Regions from separate parts of the Homo sapiens genome. Here regions 1 and 2 are each linked to region 3. A link is a contact called in ENCODE Hi-C or POLR2A ChIA-PET data. All regions are on one chromosome and are shown on one strand. The core of a region is the stretch at or near the end of the contact, and the rest is flanking DNA. Distances in the headings are between cores, read along the strand shown. Region 1 overlaps SNTA1 (syntrophin alpha 1). Region 2 overlaps CDK5RAP1 (CDK5RAP1 mitochondrial tRNA methylthiotransferase). Region 3 holds the start of CBFA2T2 (CBFA2/RUNX1 partner transcriptional co-repressor 2).

Region 1 (4,555 bases), core at 1,779-4,278, 67 kb before region 3:
ATCCACACATTGAGGATGGTGAAGCAGAAAGATGGAGAGACCTGAGTTTTCGATGATACCATGAGCCCCTAAATTAATCTTCCCTGGAGCCATGCTGTCTCAAGATGTTCGGGAGGATAACACATTTTCTTTGATGTTTAAACCTCATTGAATTGGATTCCTGTTACTTGCAGTCAAAAGCATCCTGACAAATACAGCCCCCAATGGTGCAACTGCTACATCTCCTTGCTACAAGTGGCCACGTCCTGCTCAAAGCCCTGCTCTGCCTCCCCTGCACCCTTTGCCTAACTTCAATGCCCTCTAGGACATGGGCCCTGCCCACAGGTCCTGTCTTCCTCCCTGGCTTCACTTCTTGCCATATCCCTAATCTCACCCTCTGGTCCAATCACACTAACTACTCAGAGGCTGTATGAGCTTCCAAACTTCCACACTATTGAAAATGCAGTTCCCGGCCTTGTGCGGTGGCTCATGTCTGTAATCCCAGCACTTTGGTAGGCCACAGTGGGTGGATCGCTTGAGCTCAGGAGTTTGAGACGAGCCTGGCCAACATGGTGAAACCCTGTCTTTACTAAAAATACAGAAAAAAATTAGCTGGGCGTGGTCGTGGGCACCTGTAATCCCAGCTACTTGGGAGGCTGAGGCAGGAGAATTGCTTGAACCCGGGAGGCGGAGGTTCCAGTGAGCCAAGATTGCGCCACTGCACTCCAGCCTGAGGGACAGAGCAAGACCCCGTCTCAAAAAAAAAAAAGAAAAAGAAAGTAAAATTTAAAAAAAAATTAGCCAGGTGTGGTGACACATGCCTGTGATTCCAGCTAATCAAGAGGCTGAGGCAGGAGGATCGCTTGAACCCAGCAAGCAGAGGCTGCAGCAAGCCATGATTACGCCATTGCACTCCAGTCTGGTAACAGAGTGATACCCTGTCTCAAAAAAAAAAAAAAGAGAAAGAAAGAAAATGCAATTCCCTCTGGAGTCAGATGCTCTTGGATTTGAATTCCAGCTCCAGCACTGTCTAACTGTGTAACCATGGACAAGGTCATTTACCTCTCTGGGCCTCAATCTGCTAGTCAGTAAAAGATGAATAGGGCTGGGCACAGTGGCTCACGCCTGTAATCCCAGCACTTTGGGAGGCTGAGGCGGGAGGATCACCTGAGGCTGGGAGTTCAAGACCACCTGGCCAACATGGCGAAACCCTGTCTCTACTAAAAATACAAAAATTAGCCAGGCCATGGTAGTGCACACCTGTAATCCCAGCTACTCAGGAGGCTGAGGCAGGAGAATTGCTTGAACACAGGAGGCAAAGGCTGCAGTGAGCCAAGATTGTGCCATTGCACTCCAGCCTGGGCAACAAGAGTGAAACTCCGTCTCAAAAAAATAATAATAAAAATAAAAAATAATAAAATAATAAAAATAAAAGATTAATAACTACAGCCAGACATGGTGGCTCACGCCTGTAATCCCAGCACTTTGGGAGCCCGAGGCAGGCAGACTGCTTGAGCCCAGGAGTTCAAGACCAGGTTGGGCAACATAGCAAAACCTTGTCTCTACCAAAAACACAAAACATTAGCCAGGCATGGTAGTGTGCGCCTGTAGTCCCAGCTACTCGGGAGGCTGAGGTGGGAGGATTGCTTGAGCCCAGGAGGCAGAGGTTGCAGTAAGCCAAGATTATGCCACTGCACTCCAGCCTGGGCGACAGAGCAAGACCCTGTCTCCAAAAAAAAAAAAAAAAAAAAAAAAGTCTGCCTCAGAGAGATGTCAGGATTAAATAAAATGTTGTAAGGCATGTGGTGAGTATTAAGGACTCAAGAAGCAGGTGTTTCTCACTTATCAGCCTTTCTTGCCCATACTTCCTAGGTCTCCGATTCTGTGTGTTAGGGTTGTCTCCTCCACAAAACTGGGAACTCCTAAAAGAAATTGCCGGGCACAGTGCCTCACGCCTGTAATCCCAGCACTTGGGAGGCCGAGGCGGGTGGATCACGAGGTCAGGAGATCGAGACCATCTTGGCCAACGTGGTGAAACCTCGTCTCTACTAAAATTACAAAAATTAGCCGGGCATGGTGGCGTGCACCTATAGTCCCAGCTACTCAGGAGGCTGAGGCAGGAGAATCGCTTGAACCCAGGAGGTGGAAGTTGCAGTGAGCTGAGATCGTGCCATTGCACTCCAGCCTGGGCGACAGAGCAAGACTCTGTCTCAAAAAAAAAAAAAGAAAAGAAAAAGAAAGAAACTGGGCTTGCTCTTCAAACCCAGAGTTGGCTGGGCAGTAGCTCACGCCTGTAGTCCCAGCACTTGGGGAGGCTGAGGCAGGCAGATCGCTTGAGCCTAGGAGTTTGAGAGCAGCCTGGGCAACATGGCAAAACCCTGTCTCTACCAAAAATACAAAAAACTAGCTGGGCATGGTGGTGTGCATCTGTAGTCCTAGGTACTTGGGAGGGTGAGATGGGAGGCTAAGGTGGGAGGCTTGCTTGAGCCCAGAAGGTTGAGGCTATAGTCAGCCTGGATAACAGAGCAAGACCCATTTCAAACAAACCAACCAACCCAGAATCAGTGTTCTGTGAATGGAAAAATGAATGCCAGGGCAGGACAGGCTCATTTAGCAGGAGGGAAGAGGTGCCATAGCCCAGGAGACAGGCCCAGCTCAGAGGTCACCTCAGAAGAGGTGATCAGATGCTCAGTCTGGATCCATCACACCCATCACCTCCGCAGTCCCCTACGCCTCACTCCCCTGTGATTGTCTGTGTAGGGTCTGTGTCCCCAACTAGGCTGAGAGCACTTTGAGGGCAGGGACCTGGTCTGACTCTTCTCTGTGTCCCCAGAATCCAGCAGAGATCTCATACGCTACATGCTCAGCAAATGAACATTTGTCAACTTTGAAGCCAGAGAAACTGCCAGATCCCCTGCTCGCCCAGCCATCCCAGATCTGGGTCCCCCTCCTTTCCCACAGGAACATGCTATAAATGGACAGCATACCAGCTGATGCCAGAATCAGGGCTTGCATTTCACAAACCAAGTGGCCTGTCCCAGAGTGGGGGTGGGGTCCTGGGGGCCCCGGAGTGTGGCCATAAATAGCCCAACTCTGAGGCCTCCTCCCCTCTCTGATTTCTGCCTGAGTCACCCGACAAGGCAGGGTGGGGCTGCCAAAGCCTATGGCCTAGAGAGCTGAGGGCACGACCACAGCCCTGTGGCCAGCATTCTCGAGACTCCAAAGATAGGCCCGGCCAGTGCCCCCACCCTCCCCAGCCAAGCCCCTGGCCTGGGAGCCTGATAAGCAGTGACACATGGGCCCTTCCTCCTCAGGGAAGCTGAGGCACCTATAAACAGAGGCCCCAATTTCCAGGGAGCTCCAGCTCTGCCAAGGAGGGAAGCCAGGATCTGGCTCTGGCCCCAAAGAGCCAGGAATAGATTCCACTGGAAACACATGGAAGAGAAACAGGGCAGGATCACTCATCAGGCCCAGTATAAGTGGACTGGGGGTCACATATGCGTTGCTGAGAGAAGGGAACACATCTGTTTGGGCAACAGGATCTCCAGTACTTATCCCAGTGCTTAATAAATGTCTGTGACTGAATGTCCTGGCTGAAGGGAAGCCTGTCCTCTAAGCTCAAGCTGTTCCTTGTCTGTTCAGTGGGTGGTCATTTACTTACCGCTGCTTGAAATTAGATGATAGAGCCATTTGTTTACTAGCCCATGGCCTTTCTCCCCTAACCAGAATGTCAGTTCCCGGAGAGCAGGGGCTGCCCTGTTTTCCAGTTCACTAGGGTATCCTCACCATCAAGAATAGTACCTGACGGCCGGGCGCGGTGGCTCACACCTGTATTCCCAACACTTTGGGAGGCCGAGGCGAGTGGATCACCTGAGGTCGGGAGTTGGAGACCAGCCTGACCAACATGGTGAAACCCTGTCTCTACTAAAAATACAAAATTAGCTGGATGTGGTTGCGCATGCCTGTAATCCCAACTACTTGGGAGGCTGAGGCAGGAGAGTGGCTTGAACGTGGGAGGCAGAGGTTGCAGTGAGCCAAGATTGTACCATTGCACTCCAGCCTGGGCAACAAGAGTGAAACGCCATCTCAAAAAAAAAAAAAGAAAGAAAGAAAAAAAAAGAAAATAGTACTTGACATATACCAAGTAAGCAGTAAAAGAAATCTGGGCCAGGCACAGTGGCTCACACCTGTAATCCCAGGACTTTGGAAGCCTTAGGTGGGAGGATTGCTTGAGCCCAGGAGTTTGAAACCAGCCTGGGTGACATAGGGAGACCCTGTCTTGAAAAAATTAAAAAAAAAAAAATTTTGAGACAGGGACTCACTCTCACCCAGGCTGGAGTGCGGTGGTATGATCACAGCTCACTGCAGTCTTGACCTCCTAGGCTTAAGCGATCCTCCCACCTCAGCCTTCCGAGTAGCTGGGATCAGAGGCTCATGTTATTATGCCTGGCTAATTTTTTTATTTTTTGTAGAGATGGGGTTTTGTCTTGTTGCCCAGGTTAGTCTCAAATTCCTGGGCTCAAGCAACCCACCCATCTCAACCTCCAATGTGCTGGGATTACAGGTTTGAGCCACC
Region 2 (4,061 bases), core at 945-3,444, 120 kb before region 3:
TGGCCAATAGGCAAAATCCCATCTCTACAAAAAATACAAAAATTGACCAGGCAGGGTGGTATTCAAGTGTAGTCCCAGCTACTCAGGAGGCTGAGGTGGGAGGATCACCTGAGCCCAGGGAGGTCAAGGCTGCAGTGAACTGTGTTCATGCCACTGCATTCCAGCCTGGGCGACAGAATGATAACCTATCCCCCACCAAAAAAATTATTCCAGTGACCCAGTGAGGTGAGTACTATTAACTCCATTTTACAGATGAGAAAGCTGCATCCCACAGAAATGAAGTCTCTTATCTGCTATCACACAGCCTGTAACAGTGGAGCTTGACCCATAGCCACATACCTAGCCTCTGCATTACCCTGCCCTATCAAAACGAAAGTATTTGTCCATAAAAGTTAAAATAATTAGGCCAGGTGCAGTGGCTCATGCCTGTAATCCCACCACTTTGGCAGGCTGAGGCGGGCAGATCACTTGAGGTCAGGAGTTCGGGACCAGCCTGGACAACATGGTGAAACCCTATCTCTACCAAAAAATACAAAAATTAGCTGGGCATGGTGGCCTGTAGTCCTGGCTACTTGGGAGGCTGAGGCACAAGAATCGCTTGAACCTGGCAGGCAGAAGCTGCAGTGAGCCGAGATTGCGCCACTGCACTCTATCCTGGGCAATAGAGCAAGATTCTGTCTCAAAAAAAAAGTTGTAATAATTAGAAATTTGAGGAAAAATGTATACACCCTCAACCAAATCTAAACTAAATGACTACAGAGTATTTTATTAGGAGGAAGGGGACAGTGAAGGGGAATATGGAATAAGATAATACGAAAGGAATTATCTCTAAAATTTACAGTAATAAGTTGCCATAAAGCTAGTTAGAAAAAGTACACATTTTACTGCTGATCTGTACAATCATCTTTATACCTACATTTCCTCATTTCATCAAGACTTCTCTGAAGCATATCTGAAAATAAACAACACTGTAACTGCTTTCTTTTCCCACCTAACCTGGAAGTTCCCCAAAGGCATAATCTAAGTGTTATTCTCTCCATATTATGCTTAAAGTATTCTAACTCAAAAGTGATTTTAAAATGTATCTGTAAAATCGGCCTCAAAAAGAAAGTCAAATGTGGTATAAAATATAGAAAATGAAGATGAATAAATAAGAATAGTAAGTTCTTATTTCTAAAAAAAAAAAAAAAAGATATCAATTGTTCTCAAATCAGAACTAATTTAGACATAACTTTGTCACCTTACAAGATAAGATAAGGTCTTTCCTCTATGTCCAGATACAAAGACCATAGAAAAGGAATCTCTATAGCCTTGAGGCCACAAGGTGATCCACACCTAAGTACTTCCAGCAGGACTAAGACAACAAAAAATCAGAAAGACATAAAAGAAAGAATACGAGGAGAGAGAAAGAGAAAGAAGAAGAGCACAAAAGTTATGAAACTGTGTCACAAGGAAATGCCAAAGGTGTTGACTGTATCTAACCACAAGGCTGGTCACTGGTAGAGTAACATGCTCAGCAGAATGAGTTTCTTAAATGTACCTGGAATAGATTCTCTAATATGGTGAACTAACTCCACATAAGCTTCTCTTGAATATCTGCAATAAAGAACAAAAGGAAAAGGCCTACATAAATCCAACCTTTTTAAATGAATGCTATAAAAAGATAACACTATGAATTTCCACATGTAATCACTTCTCATCCACATGGCAGGGCACACGAGTAAATTAAAGTATCCAAAAGAGCCCTTTTGATCTAAGCTGTATCTTCTAATCTAATCTAGAGCCTATGAATTTTTATTTAAGGACATAAACTTTTTTTTTTTTTTTTTGAGACAGAGTCTCGCTCTGTCTCTCAGGCTGGAGTGCAATGGCACAATCTCGGTTCACTGCAACTCAAATTCCTGGGCTCAAGTGATCCTTCCACCTCAGCCTCTTGAGTAGCTGGGACCACAGATGTGCGCCACCACACCCAGCTAGTGTGTGTGTGTGTCTGTGTGTCTGTATGTGTGTGTGTATGTGTGTAGAGACTGGGTTTCGCCATGTTGCCCGTGTGTGTGTGTGTGTGTGTGTGTGTCTGTGTGTGTAGGGACTGGGTTTCACCATGTTGCCCAGGTGTGTGCATGTGTGTGTGTGTGTGTGTGTAGGGACTGGGTTTCACCATGTTGCCCAGGTGTGTGTTTGTGTGTGTAGAGACTGGGTTTCGCCATGTTGCCCAGGTGTGTGTGTGTGTAAAGACTGGGTTTCCCCATGTTGCACAAGCTGGTCTATTCTCAAACTACTGAGCTCAGGCAATCTGCCCACCACAGTCTCCCAAAGTGCTTGGATTACAGGCAGAAGCCACAGTGCCTGGCCAGCATAAACTATTCTAAATAGCTTTTTTTATTTAACTAATAAATCTAGACAGATTAAACATTTTAGAGGACCTCTAAAATACTATGCCCTGTGGAAAACAAGACAAAGCACTAATTCCATACAGCTTGCCTTGGGACAGATTCTCCCTTCAGTCTCATCTGTGTAATACTTATTATTCTCAAAGAAAGTGAACACATAGAGCGACATTTAAATTCCAAGATGTAACAAAACCTTAATGTTAACATTAAAAAATTAAAATCTCAGAGTGTGCCACACCATAGGTGCTTAATTAAAAAAAAACATACTAAACAGTGAAAATGGATGACCCAGTCCTTAGCCTATGTTATGGAGTTAGCGAAGCAAGCTCCAGTGCCCTGTGGCTTAGTCATACAATAAATACTTACTGTCACACAGTGGCTGCTCAGTAAATATTTATGCTTTTTAAACTAAACAGTGAAAATGGGTGACCAGTCCTTAGCCTTTGCTTATGAAGTGAGCAGAAGCAAACTCCAGTGCCCAGTGGCTTAGTCATACAATAAATATTTACTGAGCAGCTACTTTGTGCCACACACTATGCTAGGTTCTTGGCAACAAGGACACTGTTTGGTCATTAAGGAAACATGGAAAAGTGAGGGATGCCCCCTCTCCAAGCAAGCCTGACCCCCTCCGCATGGCCTCCAACACACGGCTGCTTCCACTCTGGGCTGGCAGGTGGATCTGTTTACAGATGTTATCTCTCTCATGAATCAGCTGCAGAACCTGATGAAACAGAACACATTATAGGTAATCACAATCTCACCAAAGAACCTTACAGAAAGCAATACCGCTCTTACTATGTATCCTCCAAGGTCAATTTTCACATAATTAAGAGGCTAATTAAACCAGACACACAAAATCACCTATTCCCTAACTTTTGTTCAAGCCCCATTCTATTTGTCTCAGACACTTCACCTGATGGCATCTCTGCTTTCAAAGAGTAGAGAGAAGAAAGTAAGCAGAGGTCAGATTAAAGCCATGGGAGCTGAATACAGGTAGTGCTGACACTAGGGTCAGCAGGCAAAGCAGGAAAAAAATGGCACTTCTTTCAGCTAGCTTACAAAGCAGTCACTTTCTATTTTTTTTTTTTTTGAGACAGAGTATCACTCCATTGCCCAGGCTGGAGTACAGTGGTGCCATCTCCACTCACTGCAACCTCTGTCTCCTGGGTTCAAGCGATTCTCCTGCCTCAGCCTCCCCAGTAGCAGGGATTACAGGCACAAACCACCACACCTGGCTAACTTTTGTATTTTTAGTAGAGATGATGTTGCCCAGGCTGGACTAGAAATACTGACCTCAAGTGATCCGCCTGCCTCAGCCTCCCAAAGTGCTGGGATTACAGGCGTGAGCCACCACGCCCAGCCCAAACTAGTCATTTTTAAAGATACCATCAGGTCAGGTGTCATGGCTCACCTCTGTAATCCCAGCACTTTGGGAGGCCAAGGCAGGAGGATTGCTTGAGGCCAAGACTTCAAGACCAGCCTGGACAACATAGTGAGACCTTGGGTCTATTTTTTTTAATTTTTAAAAGAAGAAAAAAGAAAAAAAAAGATACCATCAAAAAACTGATACTAGGGGAAAATATTTGAAAACATATTGACAAAGGATTTGAACCAAGAATACATAAAGAGGCTGGGCGCAGTGGCTCATGCTTGTAATCCCAGCACTTTGGG
Region 3 (4,458 bases), core at 1,525-4,024:
ACCCCATCTGAATTCCTCATAGCCTTTTAGTTGTGGTTTAGAGACCCTTCCTGGGACTCTCTGAGTACATTGGTACCTTTTATTGTGTTTTCCAAAAACGTTCTAGGGAGGGCTTTCTTCATCAGTGCTCATGGCACTTTAAAGAGTATATATATACATGCATGTTCTTTTCTTTTTTTTGAGATGAAGTTTCGCTCTTGTTGCCCAGGCTGAAGTGCAATGGCGCAATCTCGGCTCACTGCAACCTCTGCCTCCCGGGTTTAAGTGATTCTCCTGCCTCAGCCTCCTGAGTAGCTGGTGTTACAGGCATGTGCCCAGCAAATTGTGTATTTTTACTAGAGACAGGGTTCCTCCATGTTGGTCAGGCTGGTCTCGAACTCCCAACCTCAGGTGATCTGTCTGCCTCAGTCTCCCAAAGTGCTGGGATTACAGGCATGAGCCACCATGCCTGGCCACATATGTTCTTTTCTTCTCTCTCTTTTTTTTTTTTTTGTTTTGTTTTGAGACAGAGTCTTGCTTTGTGGCCCAGGCTGGAGTGCAGTGGCATGATCTTGGCTCACTGCAACTGCCACCTCCCAAGTTCAAGCCATCCTCCTGCCTCAGCCTCCTGAGTAGCTGAGACTACAGGCACACGCCACCACTCCTGGCTAACTTTTGTATTTTTAGTAGAGACAGGTTTTCACCATGTTGGCCAGGCTGGTCTCGAACTCCTGACCTTTTGTGATCTGCCCACTTCAGCCTCCCAAAGTGCTAGGATTACAGGTGTGAACCACTATACCCAGCTGGTATATGCACATATGTTCTTATTTCTACATTTTTTTTTCTTTTTTTGAGACAGGGTCTCACTCTGTTACTCACGCCTGATCTGTTAGATCAGGCCAGAGTACATTGGTCTGATCTGGGGTAACTGAAACCTCTGACTCCCTGGCTCATATGATCCTCCCACCGCAGCCTTCTGTGTAGCTGAGACTACAAGCGTGTGTGCAACACCATGTCTGGCTAATTTTTGTATTTTTTGTACAGGCGCGGTTTCCCCGTGTTACCCAGGCTAGTCTTGAACTCCTGGACTCAAGCGATCCACCTGCCTTGGCCTCCCAAAGTGCCGGGATTAGAGGCATAAACCACTGTACCCGGCCGGCCTACATTCTGTCTTTTAAAATTTGTTTTCAATACACAAGTAAAATACAAATGCATTCTATATTCTTGGTGTGAGATATCTGAAATAATACTGAGAAACAAGAGTCTTTATTCTTTTCTTTTCTTTTCAGACGGAGCTTCCCTCTGTTGCCCAGGCTAGAGTGTAGTGGCGCGATTTCGGTTCACTGCAACCTCTGCCTCCCAGGTTCAAGCGACTCTCCTGCCTCAGCCTCCCGAGTAGCTGGGATTATGGACACCCGCCACCGCGCCCAGCTAATTTTTTTGTTTTGTTTTGTTTTGTTTTTTGAGAGGGAGTCTCGCTCTGTCACCCAGGTGGGAGTGCAGTGTCGTGATCTTGGCTCGGTGCAACCTCCGCCTCCGGGGTTCAAGCAATTCTCCTGTCTCAGCCTCCTGATTAGCTGGGATTACAGGCTTGTGAAACCAAGTCCAGCTAATTTTTGTATTTTTAGTACAGACGGGGTTTCACCACGTTGGTCAGGCTGGTCTCCAAATCCTGAGCTGTGATCTGCCAGCTTCGGCGTCCCAAAGTGCTGGGATTACAGGGGTGAGCCACAGCTCCTGGCCTTGTTTTGTTTTTTTGATACGGAGTTTTGCTCTTTTTGCTCAGGCTGGAGTGCAATGGCTCCGATCTCGGCTCACTGCAACCTCCCCCTCCCGGATTCAAGTGATTCTCCTGCCCCAGCCTCCCGAGTAGCTGGGACTAAAGGCACGCGCCACCGCACCAGGCTAATTTTTGTATTTTTATTTATTTATTTTTTTAGTAGAGATAGGGTTTCACCTTATAGGCCAGACTGGTCTTCAAACTCCTGACCTCGTGATCCTCCCGCCTCGGCCTCCCAAAGTGCTAGGATTACAGGCTTGAGCCACTGCGCCCGGCTCTAAGTTTTGTATTTTTAGTAGAGACAGCGTTTCGCCACATTGGCCAGACTAGCCTCGAAGTTCTGACCTCAGGTAATCCACCCTCCTCGGCCTCCCAAAGTGTTAGGATTATAGGCCTGAGCCACCGTGCCTGGTCTATTTTTTATTTTTATTTATTTATTTTTTTAATAGAGACGCTAGTCTCAAACTCCTGAGCTCAAGTGACTCTCCTTTGGCCTCCCAAAGTACTAGGATTACAGGCGTGGGCCACCACGCCCGGCCAACAGTTATTAAAATTACGATGATGAAATTTTAGGCATTTAGAATACTTCAGGCCAAAAACACTTTGAGCCAGGGGGCTCGCTCAAAGGCATGCGCAAAAGCCATCAGGCCTGTACCTGGAGAACTCAGGTGAGACGTTGCCACTCGTTGTAATCCCTCCCCCTAGCACTCGGCCCCCGAGCCTGGGCCACTGCCCTGGCTACACCGGGAAGTCTGGAGCTAGAAAGTGGGCCGTGCGCGTGACGGGCGCGCGTGACGCCGAGGGGGCAGGTCTGAGAAGCAGGCTGCGCCGGGATTCGGCGGTCGGTTCCCGCGGAAGGGGCGGGTCAGGTTAGGGGGCGGTGCTTAATGGGAGCTGGTCTTGGGGCCGGGCTTCCGCGTGCGTTGGCCTGGCGGCGAGAGCGCGCGGCGGGGGCGTGCCCGGCGGGCGGGGCGGGGCCAGCCGGGGGCGGGGCGGGGCGCGGCCTAACGGCGGCGGCGGCGGCGGCGACGGCGACAGCAGCGGTGGTGGTGTCTGGTTAGCTCGGCGGCTGCAGATCTCGCGGCGACGCCTGCGAGGGACCCGGGCCGCGGGTCGAGGCGGGCGGCGCCTGCGAGGGACCCGTGTCGCGGGTAGAGGCGGGCGGCGCGCGGCGGCGGCGCTCGGCGATGGTAGGCGTCCCTGGAGCGGCCGCCTTCCAGCGTAAGTGGGGCGTGAATGCGGGCGGCCGAGGGGGGCGTGTGAGGGCCTGCGGCTCCGCAGGCGCGGTGATTCCGAGTGCCCCGGGCGCGAGGCCGGGAGTGGAAACTGAGGCCCGAAGCGGGGCGGCGGATCCAAGGTCACGCAGCGGGGCGGGCCTTCCCGGGCTCCTGAGGCCACCCCGTCGCTTCCTGCGCCGCCCGAAGAGCTCGGGGCTCACGGTGTGAGGGAAATTGTGGGGCCCGCGGCCTCGGAACTTAGGCCGGGCCGGCGTCCATGGGACTTGCCGGCGGGCAAGAATCATTTTGTTGTCCCAGCGCTGGGGCCACGAAGTCCGGCTCCTGGGGAAATACTACACCCGCCCGATGTTGAGGGTTGGAGGAGATGAGAATGGCCCCTCGGAGGGCCTGTTTGAGCGCAGGCTCAGTAGTTGGCTACCTGGGTTCACATCCAGGCTTCCCCATTTAGGTAGTGACCTTGGCTCTCCCGGTGCCTCAGTTCCCCCATCTGCAAAATGGGGATGTGGAGCGGGTTCCCTCCCTCCCCCAGGGTTCTTGGGTTTTGTGAGGCCAGTAAAACGCTTGACACCGACCGTGGCACACACACAATTGTGAAAACTGTCATTATTGTAATCGTCCTTTATTAATCTGATCCAGTGTGCACCGCACTCGGAAAAGTCCGAAATTAGGCTCTAGCCGTGTTAAGATTTTGTTTTGTTGTCTGTTAGTCCTGCTCCATGATCTAATTGTTATTCTTACTTCCATTTAGCCATTCCAGTATTTATCTAGTGTTCCTCCTTGATGTGTGAGATCCTTGGGGGAGGGGTGGCTTCTCTGAATAAGAACAATAAAATTTTAATTGTTTTTCATTATTGTAATTATAATAGCCAACATTTTTTTGAGCACCAGACATTTTGCATTCTATTCACTTAATATTTATTAAATCATATAGTAAGTTTAAAAATACCATTCCAGGCCCTGGGAATACAATAAACAAGATAGACCGAACTGGGGTTTTGAGTTTAGTTAGGAGAGGGAGAGACATAGTAAATGAGGAAACAGATAAACATGTTTTGCATGTTTTTTTAATTGTTTAATCTTGATGACATCCTAAGTAAGACATTATTTGAGGATGCCCATTTTGCAGAGGATGAAACTGAGTAACAGAAGGTACTCTGAGTACTAGTCTCAGAGCTGATGTCCTTAAACACGTGAAAGGGAGGCTTTACGCTTCTTTTTTTTTGCACCCATTAAATGTTGGATTGAAGATAGAAAAAGTAGATACACCCAGCTTGCAGTTACTGCTTTTGATGGTTTGATCCATTCCTCATGAAATTTCCAACTAAAGAGGCGGATAGTGATTACTCTTTTAGGCTTGCAAAGGTACAGCATCTCTGTAAAATGAAAGGCTTTTTTTTTTTTGAGACGGAATCTTGCTCTGTCGCCCAGACTGGAGTGCAGGGGTGTGATCTTGGCTCACTG

Evidence for each region. Hi-C counts contacts between places; a loop is a spot of excess contacts on that map. ChIA-PET counts read pairs that join two places held with the same protein, here RNA polymerase II (POLR2A). Pooled maps may share reads with other maps.
Region 1: a map of heart right ventricle shows a loop between it and region 3 (13-fold over the local background). The contact joins the enhancer-like site here to the promoter of CBFA2T2 in region 3. A Hi-C loop is called at or near these places in 2 of 168 maps with a recorded cell type or tissue (ascending aorta and heart right ventricle) and 9 of 50 pooled maps. POLR2A ChIA-PET finds 5 or more read pairs at or near these places in 5 of 52 experiments (A549, OCI-LY7, WTC11 and 1 more).
Region 2: a pooled map shows a loop between it and region 3 (2.3-fold over the local background). The contact joins the enhancer-like site here to the promoter of CBFA2T2 in region 3. A Hi-C loop is called at or near these places in 1 of 50 pooled maps. POLR2A ChIA-PET finds 5 or more read pairs at or near these places in 7 of 52 experiments (A549, Caco-2, GM12878 and 4 more).

Annotation. Positions count from the first base shown.
Region 1 is chr20:33,420,248-33,424,802 of GRCh38, forward strand. The region is part of intron 2 of SNTA1 (syntrophin alpha 1); the gene reads right to left. Among named protein-coding and RNA genes, the nearest start is that of CDK5RAP1, 21 kb to the left of the region's middle. RefSeq lists an enhancer at 1,571-4,555. Within about 2 kb of position 3,029, at least 15 of the 41 ENCODE cell types and tissues checked have a DNase peak (open chromatin) inside an H3K27ac peak, as active enhancers do; they include ascending aorta and heart right ventricle, where a contact is called at or near this core.
Region 2 is chr20:33,371,102-33,375,162 of GRCh38, forward strand. It overlaps CDK5RAP1 (CDK5RAP1 mitochondrial tRNA methylthiotransferase), which reads right to left. Exons shown (of 14, transcript NM_016408.4): 9 at 3,014-3,111; 10 at 1,541-1,596. Among named protein-coding and RNA genes, the nearest start is that of CDK5RAP1, 28 kb to the right of the region's middle. Within about 2 kb of position 2,195, at least 8 of the 41 ENCODE cell types and tissues checked have a DNase peak (open chromatin) inside an H3K27ac peak, as active enhancers do.
Region 3 is chr20:33,487,322-33,491,779 of GRCh38, forward strand. CBFA2T2 (CBFA2/RUNX1 partner transcriptional co-repressor 2) reads left to right here and starts at 2,775. Exons shown (of 11, transcript NM_001032999.3): 1 at 2,775-2,980. The coding sequence starts at 2,947. RefSeq lists an enhancer at 1,942-2,490 and silencers at 2,585-2,804, 2,815-3,094.